Linked DNA regions of Homo sapiens: regions 1 and 3 are each linked to region 2. Evidence: chromatin loops called from intact Hi-C (ENCODE). Cell type or tissue: PC-3. All regions are shown on one strand. Region 1 overlaps GHR (growth hormone receptor). Region 2 has its middle 63 kb from the start of GHR. Region 3 has its middle 67 kb from the start of LINC02996.

Region 1 (4,000 bases), 140 kb before region 2:
AAATAAACATCAACATTAAACTGAGGCTACTATATATTTTCATGTACTGGGTACATAGCCTATAAAGTCAGGCTAGAGGGACTAAAATATATTCCTGTTAAAAGTTAACAAATAGTGAATCTATCATTGATTCTAGAGACAGATCAAATATATTTTGCTATAAAAAATGGAAAGAACTAATGAATATATGTTAGAAACTTTTTAAATTTTTTGCTCCCAAGAAGTACGGTAGGGTGAGCATTGTTAAATAAAACAAACCTAAGTTCAAGTCCTGAATTTGCTTTTGTTAGTTCATTAATCTTGGTCATGTAAATTATCCTCTCTATGCTTCAACTTTACCATCAGAAATATAGAAAAAATATTTATTTCCCTTGGAAGACATCCTCATTAAATCATAAGAGGGTCCATCTCACTTAGAAAGGGCTTTTGGGAAAAAAATTCCACATTAAATATATTTATTAACTACATAATACTACATAATACATTCTGATTTCAGAAATATTAAACTGGATAAAATATGGCCTAGGATCTAGGAAACAAGACAAGGTTATCTGTCTCACTGAGTATGCAGCATGGAGTAAATAACATAATGTCAAGAACACACCACGGCTCGTGGCTCCAGAGCAAGTCCTAAATAAATATTGATGTTTTATTGCTATTGTAAATATCACTAACAAGAAGGGGAAGCAAACATCAAATACTTATTCAATACATTTTGGTTCAAAATACCATGGAATTTGGGAGATAAATTGTAGAACCTCTGTTCCTTTCACTTTATAGGTAATATGCATGAATGGTATGATAAAGTTAAGTGACTTACCAAAACTAAATAATTGTAGAATCAAGATTATAACCCAGACCTTCTAATTATATGTCCAATAAATAATAATAATATAATAAGTGCTTACTATGAGCACGCATTATACTGGTTGCTTTGTATATAAATATTATCAAGTCATCACAGCAATCCAATGTGACAATGTAATAGGTACTATTATCCCATTTTACATAACAGGAAGCTGAGGCCCACACAGGATAAGCGAAATCTCACAAAAGCAATCTCTTGCTTCTGACTCAAACCCAAGTCTACCTACCTCAGTGGACTCTTTCCACTGAGCTAATGTCTCCTTCCTGGATTTGTACTTGTTCCTTCTTGGATTGCTTTACTGATTGAAGTCTTATCTTTCTAACAAATGTATTAATTTCACAAGCACAGATATAATGTTACCTATTTTTTTTTTTGAACATGCATGGCACAGGGCTGGGCATTGTGTACGTGCTCAAAAAATGTTTGCTGAGTGTATGATAACTTTTTTAAAAAAAATTACTTGTAAAAGCAAAAAAAAAATAAACACTTAAGCAGCAAAATGCGCAAAAAATTGCTCAAGTAATGACTTGGACTGGGCTCAAACAGAAATTCTCCTCAGTTTAAGAAATAGAATTCAACCATATTCTCTGCTGATCCTAAGCCAGTACTGCTTTCTCTAACAGTCAACAGTTCAAAGTATAATAGATTTAAAATAAAAGTAAATTATAAGGCAAAAAAAGAAAGAAAGAAAAAAAAAAAAAAACAGTCAACAGCTCCCAACATGCATGTTTAACAACTCCGAAGACAGGGCAAGCCTAAGAGGCACGTAGTTAAAATCTGACCTGTCCTTGAAAACAGGGGAGCCACTTTCCACTGGTACATGTGACTTTGTTTAAGGTTAAGCATTCAAAAATCTGGAGCAATTCTTAGCCCTGGGCTAATAGGGCTAGCTGATGCCTCTCTTCTTTTCACATTTAAAGAGAAAGAAGCCCCTCTTGAGATAATGAAGAGATCCAGAATATAAGGTAAGACTCTTTTGGAAAAGTGCTATGATTGAGGTTTCAGCATTCTTGCCTTAGCTTGGAAAAGACTTCATACCTTTACTTTTATTTTATTTTATTTTATTTTGAGACGGAATCTCGCTCCGTTCTCAGGCTGGAGTGCAGTGGTGCGATCTCGGCTCACTGCAACCTCCGCCTCCTGGGTTCAAGCGATTCTCCTGCCTCAGCCTCCCGAGTAGCTGGGACTACAGGTGTGCACCACCACTCCCAGCTAATTTTTGTATTTTTAGTAGAGATGGGGTTTCATCATGTTGGCCAGGATGATCTCAATCTCCTGACCTCGTGATCTACCCACCTCGGCCTCCCAAAGTGCTGGGATTACAGGCGTGAGCCACGGTGCCTGGCCAAGACTTCATACCTTTAGAACAACATACTGCTTATACTGAAGACTGAGGTAGAAGATCATTATGAGGGATGTGAAGGCAACGTAAAGCCAGGAAAGATGGGATTTACCTACACTCAACTCTTCTGCATTTCCTGCTTGACACTGTCCCCATTTCTTTCTTCCTGCCTGGCCTAGCAAGCTCCCTTCTCATTAAAAATTGGGCATAAAATCAGGTAAACTGAACTAGGGCCTATAGTCAGTCAGAATGTGGTCATATCACTTCCCAACCCAAATTAATAATATTCAACCTGGGCAATGCATATAAACTATTGCTTCTTGAGTTTGATAAGCTTTGCAGGATAACTCCAAAAGAATAACATGTTCATTACAGCTATGCTCAAAGAAAAGACCATGTTGCTTATTACTAGGGCTATGGGTCTGACACTTTAAAAAAAATGTAAGAAATTTGCAGACCCATAATCCAATGTTATGGTTTATCCAATCAGTGCTATGGCCACAGTTTAATGCTTTCCCAAAGCTCCCCTCTTTTCTTTTATCCCAATCCCTTTCATTCTAAGCACATATAAGTCTGCTAAGAGTCCTAATCAGTTTCCTGTTGCAACTTTTATAACAGCCTCTGACATCTTCCCCCAGATATCCATAAGCCTCGTCCTTTTATGTCCTTCAGTTCTATTAAAAAAAAAGTCATCTAATTAGAGAGGCATTCCCTGACAATCTTATATAAAATATAAATTCCTTGGTCTGATCCTGCCCCACCTAGCCCCTTACCCTATTTTGTTTTTCCCCATGGCACTTATCTCTACCTGACATGATATATATTTGTTTAGAGGTGGTCTCCCTTCACAAAATGTAAGAAAGGACTCTGTTTTGTTCATTGTGGAATCTCTACCACCTATAATGGTGACACTCATAGCAGGCTCTTGATAAATATTTGTCAAATCCACCAACAGTCTTCAAAGCCATTCTTCATTCACATCATTGCTAAAAAGTAAAAGTATAGTTGACCACGGTTTAGGTAAAAATATCACATTTCTTTCAACCACTTCTAACCTTAAAATCCAGGATGAATTGCAGCCCCATGCCTTTCACCCATCCCAAACAAGTTTTGTTTTGTTTTGTCTTGTCTTGTTTTTGTTTCTTTAAGTGAATTGTGTGCTTATTTTACTAGCACATTCCATATTTTGACACTACCCATTTCTGAATGAGATCATCCTCTAAGTACAAAACAAGGTCAAAGGCATTTCCTAAAGTATTTCAATAACCTTCATAACATGCCAATACAAGGAATTTTTCCTTGTATTGCTCAGAAGGTTGAGCATAAGGAAGCGATTTGGAACATGCCAAGGGCAAAAGGAGCTCTATACCTGACCCTGGAGAGTTGTCTCAGAGACCCCGGTAATCAGAAACTAAAGTTAGCTGAGACACCACACCAGGTGGCAAGAGTACACCTTGTAATCAAAACTTGTACATACCAGTAGAACCTGCTGTACCTTTCTTTTAGTGATGTCCTCATCTCCCAGTTAAACACTGAACCTGATAATTTTCCTGCCTTGCTCCTTCTCCTTTAGATCAACAGCTAGCCACATGGAGAAAACATAAATTATACATATGTATAAATTAATAAAAATAATTATTATTTTAATAAATATAATTATAATTAATAAATTAATAAAAATAATAAAATATATTTTAAATATATATATACATAAAGACATTTTGAGTTTAAAATGTACAATTAGTGGTTTTCTCCAATTAGTAAAAGAAATTTGGATGCAGAGATGGCCA
Region 2 (4,000 bases):
CCCTCCTACTTTCCTCCCTCTTTTTCCCCATCCTCTTCATATCTCAAGTGCGACCACTAAAGATAGTGAGGGAGAGAAGAGGAGTCAGAGACAGAAAATAATGTATGTCTGTGTTATAGCTGCCACTATTCTCTCCTCTTTTTCTGTGTCCTCATTTGTCCAACTTTCGCTGTATCCTAGTTCCCTCTATTAAAAATATAGGCTGTAGGCATGAAGTTCTTCAGAGAAAAGCAAATCACAGCCCTAGCTGAGACAACCTGTGATGCTGGCAGGTGTGCCTTCCGATGCCCTCATGCTTCTCTGGGATTATTTCCCCCTCTCCTTTATAACATTTGTCTCCTGCTCCAAGAATGCCCTACCTCGTTGCAGCACATCACTAGAAAAAGTGAATTCTCAGTGAACATGAAACAGGGATTGGCAAGTTTTTTTCAGAAAGATCCGGATAGTAAATATGTTAAGCTTTGAAGACCATACACAGTCTCCCTTGCAACTACTGAAGTCTGCAGTTGTGGGATAAAACCAGCCATAAGCAACACATAAATGAGTGGGCATTACCATATTCCAACAAAACTATATTCCTGTACACTGAAATTTGAATTTCAAATACTTTTCATGTGTCACAAAACATTATCTTCTTTTGTTTTTTTCCAACCACGTAAAAGTATAAAAACCATTGTTAACCGGTAAGCTGAAAAAAACAACAAAGAAACAGGCGATGAGTCAGATTTAGCTTGAGGGCTGTAGTTTGCAGACCCACTACTATAAATAATAAACTCTCACAGGTTAGAGATTTTATATGAATGGCATGGAGTTTAATCTACTTCTATTTCAGCATGAGTTGTGCACACAGGCAAGTCTCTTTAAATATGCTATGTCCCAAGGCTCCCTTATAATATTTGATTATCCCAAATCTTAATTGAAGAGAGATATTCCATCTTAAAAGAATTTAAAATTACTCAGGAAGTTAGCTTTGCAGAGCATTGTGATCCATACAAGTCACCTTTTACATTTCCATTTGTGAGGCACTGACCACAGGTGGTCTCTTTCTGTGGCACATTTTCCATCTGTAATTATCTCCATCTAAAAGAAGCTTGAAATGGGCTGCTACATAAATGATGTTGCTCTCCTCCAAGCATGATGCCTGAACAAGGGGAGGCAGGAGAATTAGGAAAGATCTTGTGAGGAGAGGAAAGGATTCTTACCCCCTGAGGGAGGTTTTTTATAACCAGAACCAGTAACAAGAGTGACCCAAATTTAAATAGGGCTGACAAGTTAAAATTGTACTCCAATGGCCTCTAGGATTATTTATACAATTCCCTCACTCTTCCTCCTTCAGAAAAAAACTGTATTCCTAAAAGGATAGCATTTCCACAGCACGCCCTCCCTAGCACCACTGACAGCTCTCGGCTTTTCACCTGCAAGTGCCTTTGATCACTTTGAAAATACAAAGGGCTTTGACAAAGAACTGAAAGAAGGAGTTGGCTTCCTGTGAATTTTTCACCAACTTTGTTTCTTTCAGAGCTGGAGTCCACCATTTATATCCAAGCAACAAAACGACTGCAGCATTTGAACAGCAGAAAATTGAGAGTAGGAAAATTGAATTCTGAAGCTGAAGGACAAAGTACAGAATCAAAGGCCTTTTCTTGTAAATGAGTTATGTTCAATCTTGCTTTCTCATTTATCTTCTCTTTGTTGTTGTCAGACTATTTTCCCAACTAGATATCCATACTGGGAAGTTTTGCTTTAAGGCAATTTGATATCTAGAGATAAAAACAACATACAACTTGCAGAAGTGGTGGGTTTTCTTAGAAATTAAAAGAATTATTTGTTGCAATGGCTTTTAAAAATCCTGTGGCAAGGATCTTATATTAGTACAAACAGTCCCCAACATATAAATGGATTGTGGGCCAAAAGTTTATTTGTGAGTCAGCTGTGTGTAACTTGGAAAGCATTTACTCATAGGAACAGTGTTATAAGTAATGTCCGGACACCAGCAGTTTGTCACAATGGCTTGTGTAATCCAGTATCATACATTTGAAACAGTAAAATAACACTGTTAGAGTTTCTCTGACGACTGCTGGCTTTAATTTCACTTCAGAGAATAGAGTCTTGAGAGTGTTGTTAATTGAAGGCAGAACATGGACAGAGGGAAGAGTAAAGGAGAGATGCTCAAGGCATAAGGAACCAGAAAGAGAAGTCTGCATGTGTCATAGAAAGCTCCCTCTAGTCCACAGTTATGTCTAAAACCATCTTTTGTTGTCTCCAATTATTTGTTGTCTCCAACTAGAGCAAATAAAAATTATTCCACGAGGTATTTGAGGTGCTCTAAGCCATTCATGAAGCATAAAAAATTTTTTCCAACTTTAATTTTTCTATTGCTGATCCTGAGGGATACACAGTACGTAGTGGGAGAGACTTTGGGGCCTCCAAGAAAAAGGCCTCTGTGTAGCAAATCTGCTCTGTCACAATCTGGCCCAGTATTTATTTAAAGGGTAACATGTTTGTAAGGAGGACCCAAGCCACAGTATACCTGTGTATTATTGGAACAGACTTTTTTTATGTTTAACTTTTTATTTTGAAAAATTTTTTAAAATTATACTTTAAGTTCTAGGGTACCTGTGCACAACGTGCAGGTTTGTTACATAGGTATACATGTGCCGTGTTGGTTTGCTGCACCCTTCAACTTGTCATTTACAGTAGGTATTTTTCCTAATGCTATCCCTCCCCCAGACCCCCCCACCACGACAGGCCCCTGTGTGTGATGTTCCCTGCCCTGTGTCCATGTGTTCTCATTGTTCAACTCCCACTTATAAGTGAGAAGATGTGGTGTTTCGTTTTCTGTCCTTGTGATAGTTTGCTGAGAATGACGGTTTCCAGCTTCATCCATGTCCCTGCAAAGGACATGAACTCCTCTTTATGGCTGCATAGAATTCCATGGTGTATATGTGCCACATTTCCTTAATCCAGTCCATCATTAATGGACATTTGCGTTGGTTCCAAGTCTTTGCTATTGTGAATAGTGCTGCAATGAACATATGTGTGCATGTGTCTTTATAGTAACATGATTTATAATCCTTTGGGTATATACCCAGTAATGGGATCGCTGGGTCTTGTGGTATTTCTAGTTCTAGATCCTTGAGGAATCACCACACTATCTTCCACAATGGTTGAACTAATTTACACTCCCACCAACAGTGTAAAAGCATTCCTATTTCTCCACATCTTCTCCAGCATCTGTTGTTTCCTGACTTTTTAATGATCACCATTCTAGCCGGTGTGAGATGGTATCTGATTGTGGCTTTGATTTGCATTTCTCTGATGACCAGGGTTGATGAGCATTTTTTCATATGTCTGTTGGGGGCATAAATGTCTTCTTTTCAGAAGTGTCTGTTCGTATCCTTTGCCCACTTTTTGATGGGGTTGTTCATTTTTTTCTTGTAAATTTGTTTAAGTTTTTTGTAGATTCTGGATATTAGCCCTTTGTCAGATGGGTAGATTGCAAAATTTTTCTCCCATTCTGTAGGTTGCCTGTTCACTCTGATGATAGTTTGTTTTGCTGTGCAGAAGCTCTTTACTTTAATTAGACAAATTACCATTTGTCTATTTTGCTTTTGTTGCCATTGCTTTTGGTGTTTTAGTCTTGAAGTCTTTGCCCATGCCGGTGTCCTGAATGGTATTGCCTAGATTTTCTTCTAGGGTTTTTATGGTTTTAGGTATTACATTTAACTCTTTAATCCATCTTGAGTTACTTTTTGGATAGTGTGTAAGGAAGGGATCCAGTTTCAGCTTTCTACATATGGCTAGCCAGTTTTCCCAGTGCCATTTATTAAACAGGGAATCCTTTCCCCATTGCATGTTTTTGTCAGGTTTGTCAAAGATCAGATGGTTGTAGATGTGTGGTATTATTTCTGGGGACTCTGTTCTGTTCCATTGGTCTAGATATCTGTTTTGGTACCAGTACCATGCTGTTTTGGTTACTATAGCCTTGTAGTATAGCTTG
Region 3 (4,000 bases), 120 kb after region 2:
CAAGAAAAAGTTCATTTTCTAAACTTGTCTTACTGGTAGTTTTAATCATGCTTGTCTCCATTTAACTCCAGACAGGCAGTAGGAACAGGGTGAAGTTCCTGGGAAGGAGAACAGCCCCTGGGGGTGTAACAGTGACAGGAACAAGGGAAAATATGAAGTTCTGGCCTTGGTACAATGAAAGACTCTTCAGTGCGTGATGGACTTGGGGGAATTCTGTCTTGGATAACAAATAGAGCAGACATGTCCATCTAGATTGGGGCTTCTCCTAACAAAATTAAAAGGAGCAGAAAGGCACAATTACCTGTGTATAGGGAAAGTTATCTACTTACAGTCATGCTTTCCTATGAGATATCAAAACCAATGTTGCATTTCAAAGCAACTGGTTCTGACCAGCAGAAGCTGATTAATGGCTGTGAATGTTGGGCTACTACAGCACACCAGATTTTCACTGGAACAAACAGAAGACCCTTTCCTGACCAGTAAACAATGGGATTTATTTTAACCAATTATGAACAGAGGTAGGGACTCATTATTCTGTCCAAAGTACTGGTTTCAATTAATGTCGTGATGTGTAAGCGCCATGAATGCCTGTCCATATGCTAGCACTTAAAAAACACTGACATTTTCCTCTTAGAGAACTATTGAGTGAATTTCTTCACAATGCCTGTTCCCAGGCAAATAAATAAATTCTACTATTGTTTTGGTTTGCTGATTTTTTTTCCTTTGTTGCTGTTGTTTCATTCTTGTACCTACAAATCTATGGGTTGAATAAAATACATGTAACGCACACAATCGTAACTGTTTATATTTGCCTTTTGGATTTAAACCCACTATGTATGTTTCAAAATGTCCCATAAATAGATTTGTAACCCAGTCAGTTATTCCATTACCCATCTCTGGGAAAGATTAGGTATTTGGTCTTAAGGGTTCTATATATTTCCCAGCAGTGCATTATAAGCCAGGGATGCCATAAGCTCTGCCTCCTTGGGTTCATAGGGGATTTATTGTCTATGTAAAGTTACATCATTATTAACATCAAGGCATTAAAAACTGATAACCCAAAGTGGGAATAGCCCTTGGCCAAACGCTGAAGTAAATAAAGTTCGCCTTCATTTCTCCTTTGCTCTGGATTCTCTGCAGGATGTCCTCCCCTGGGCCTCACACTTCCCAACAGGCAGCTTTCCAAGCTCCAAAACTTTCCGACTCTCTACTTTCATCAGCTTTCAGCTTCAGGCTTACCACCCCCCTGGGTTTGGCTCCTTTTTTTCTAAAACACTCTAATGGCTAATTTCTTAGTATACTAACAAAACTTTCAAGTGGAAGTGAGTACAGCAAAGAATGAACCTTGTTAGTGACCCTTTCAACAAGAGTTTTCTAGTGCCGTGATCTTCAAACTCAAAGCAATCACACACACAGCAATAGGCTGTTGGACTGGGAGTTAAGATGCTATTTTCAGTAGGGCCTCTTCTTGGAACTCTCACCACCAGATGACTGTTTACACCGATTGTGCAAAGCTCTTTCTTAAGGTATGATTAGAACATTTGTGTTTGTGAAATATTCTGCCAATTGGCTCCTAAGATTGTTTTGGAATTAAACTGAAGAGCTATAGCTTATAGGTCTTTTATTGAATGGGTACATGTTATTTTAATTTTTTAAATTATCATTAACCTCATCATCATCTTAGCAGTAAGTCTTTAGTATGTATCAGGTGTTCAGGGGAAACTACCCTTCTCCTTCCATGAGGGTGGGCTTCAATGATATAACACTTCCTCTATGGGAGGGGGATCGGTTTATCTGATGGTTGGAATGGAAAGATTCTGATATCTTTTGGCCACTGTTTCTTCATTAGAGGTAGAATAACGAAGTATTATGCCTGCACTTTCTCTCTCCCCATTCACAAAACTCCAAGGACTTTAAGTTTGGTGCTGGGAACTCCCTTTCCCAAAGAGCTAGGAATATGCTGCTTTAGTGTGGTTGAACCATGTTTATCAGATTTATGAGTCATTATGCTCATATTTTGATTCTTTTCCAACATCAGTTGATGCAGAACTATGAAGGATAGCAGTCAAATGGCCCCCTCAGAGACTGAAACCACCAATTAAACCCCCAGGCTGTATACTCAGAGTTTTACATGCAGTATCTCATTTTACTGTTACAACAATCTTGAGAGGTAAATAACATTACTCATTTTACAAATGATGATGAGAATTTTAGTGACATGACCAGTGGATAAGTAGGAAAGGATTGTATACCAGGTATCTCACGTTACTTGCTGTTCTTTATACATTTACCCTTCAAGTAATTTATCCTTAAACTGTATTGTCTAGTATCACTTGATTTTGAACTTCAGATAAATGGACTCATGCTTTATGTATATTCTATTTGGTTTATTTCTCTCAGGTTGCTTATGAGATTTTTTTCATGTTGCTCCATATAGATGTAGTTTGTTTATCTAGTAAATAAAATGAAGTTGCCACAATTAGTTTATTATACTTCTTATAGACATTAGAGTTGTTTACAGTTTTTTACTATTATGAATAATATCACTATGAATTTTCTTGCATTTGTCTCTTAGCACATAGATGCGTTTTGTTTTTTTATTAAATCTTGTTCCACAGCCTGGCTTACCCTTGATATTTAGTCTTCCGAGTTGAGTCATCCTGGTGAGGTGGGAAGAGTATTTTCTTGTGGTTTTATTTTGAATTTTTCTGATGTCTAAAGAGAATGAACACCTTTTCATATGATGTTTTTAGTGATTTTGCTTTTCTTTGTAATAAATCCCTTTTAAGTCCCTTTGCCATTTTTCTACTAGATTTCTACTAGGTTTCTGTGTTCTTATTGATTTGTAGGAATATTATGTGTGATAGCCTTCTGTCAAGTATATGCATCATAAATATTCTCTACCACTATCTGGTTTACCATTTCACACTCTTACTCTTATCTTTTGATGAAAAGAAGTTTTAAAATTTATTGTAATCAAATGTACTATGCTTTTCCTTTATTGTTAGTATAGCTTGTTTCTCTTTTAATACAACGTTCACACTACTTCTCACATTCAGTTATCACTTAGGATTTATTTTTATGTGGTATAAGTTAGGGTTAGATTCATTTTTCCCCATAGAGAAAACCAATTGTCTCAGTACAGTCTATAGAAAATAACATGTTTTGCTCTTTCTGCTCTGTAGTGCCTCCATTATCATATATCAAGTGGCTGTATGTTTGTAGGTCTTTGTGAGGTGGTGGTGGGGGATCTTCTGTCTCATTGGCTAATTTGTCTAATCTGGTACTAGTTCCACATTGTTTTAATTTCTGTAGCTTTGTAAGTGGTATTTAGTATCTAGTAAAATAAGTCTTTCCTCCACTGTTTTCTATTTTCCTTCTTTGAGATTATCTGAACTGGTCTTCACTCTGCATTTTCACATAAATTTAATAATCATTGTGTCTATTTCCACAAAAATAGCAGCTGAGATTTCAATTGATATTGCATTGAATCTGTAGATTAATCTGGAGGCAATTCATAGTTTTATAATAGTGGGTCTTCAAATTCAAGAGCATGGAATACCCTTCTGTTTAGTTGCCTTTAATTTCCTTCAATTATGTATTTAGGTTTCTGAGTAGAGGTTTTATTCACCCTTGGTTAGATTTATTCTTAAATTTTTTAAATTGTCTGCTAAAATTGGTGGCTGGTTTCAAAATTTCTCTTTTATTTATTGCTTGTATATGGAAATGCAATTTTTATTTTGATATCAACTTTGGATCTAGCAATTTTGCTTGTTAGTCTTGTTAATTTGAATTCATGTGTAATTTTCCTATATGCTATAGTCATAGCATTTATTAAATACAATATTTGTTACCTCCTTTTTCTTTCTTACACTTTTATTCTTTTTCCACCTTACTAAGCTGGCTAGGAACTCTAGACAACACTGAACTGAAAGTGGGAATAACAGGCACCCTTGGTTGTTCCTTATCTTGAAGGATATGTATGCACAGTGTTTCAGAT

The links. A loop is a pair of places that touch in the nucleus more often than their neighbours do. Peaks named below come from ENCODE experiments on the same cell type or tissue, not always from the same donor. Only the 100,000 strongest peaks of a DNase experiment are listed, where the experiment ranks them.
Region 1: it touches region 2 in a loop (1.8-fold over the local background); 1 of 110 quality-filtered maps calls a loop at or near these places.
Region 3: it touches region 2 in a loop (8-fold over the local background); 1 of 110 quality-filtered maps calls a loop at or near these places.

Annotation. Positions count from the first base shown.
Region 1 is chr5:42,502,694-42,506,693 of GRCh38, reverse strand. The region is part of intron 1 of GHR (growth hormone receptor); the gene reads right to left. Among named protein-coding and RNA genes, the nearest start is that of GHR, 81 kb to the right of the region's middle. In PC-3, no CTCF peak of the experiment used is centred here; no DNase peak of the experiment used is centred here.
Region 2 is chr5:42,358,243-42,362,242 of GRCh38, reverse strand. No RefSeq gene overlaps it. Among named protein-coding and RNA genes, the nearest start is that of GHR, 63 kb to the left of the region's middle. In PC-3, no CTCF peak of the experiment used is centred here; DNase peaks (open chromatin) are centred at 722 and 1,942; H3K4me3 peaks cover 955 bases; H3K27ac peaks cover 2,485 bases.
Region 3 is chr5:42,240,484-42,244,483 of GRCh38, reverse strand. No RefSeq gene overlaps it. Among named protein-coding and RNA genes, the nearest start is that of LINC02996, 67 kb to the right of the region's middle. In PC-3, no CTCF peak of the experiment used is centred here; DNase peaks (open chromatin) are centred at 2,093 and 2,653; H3K4me3 peaks cover 691 bases; H3K27ac peaks cover 1,761 bases.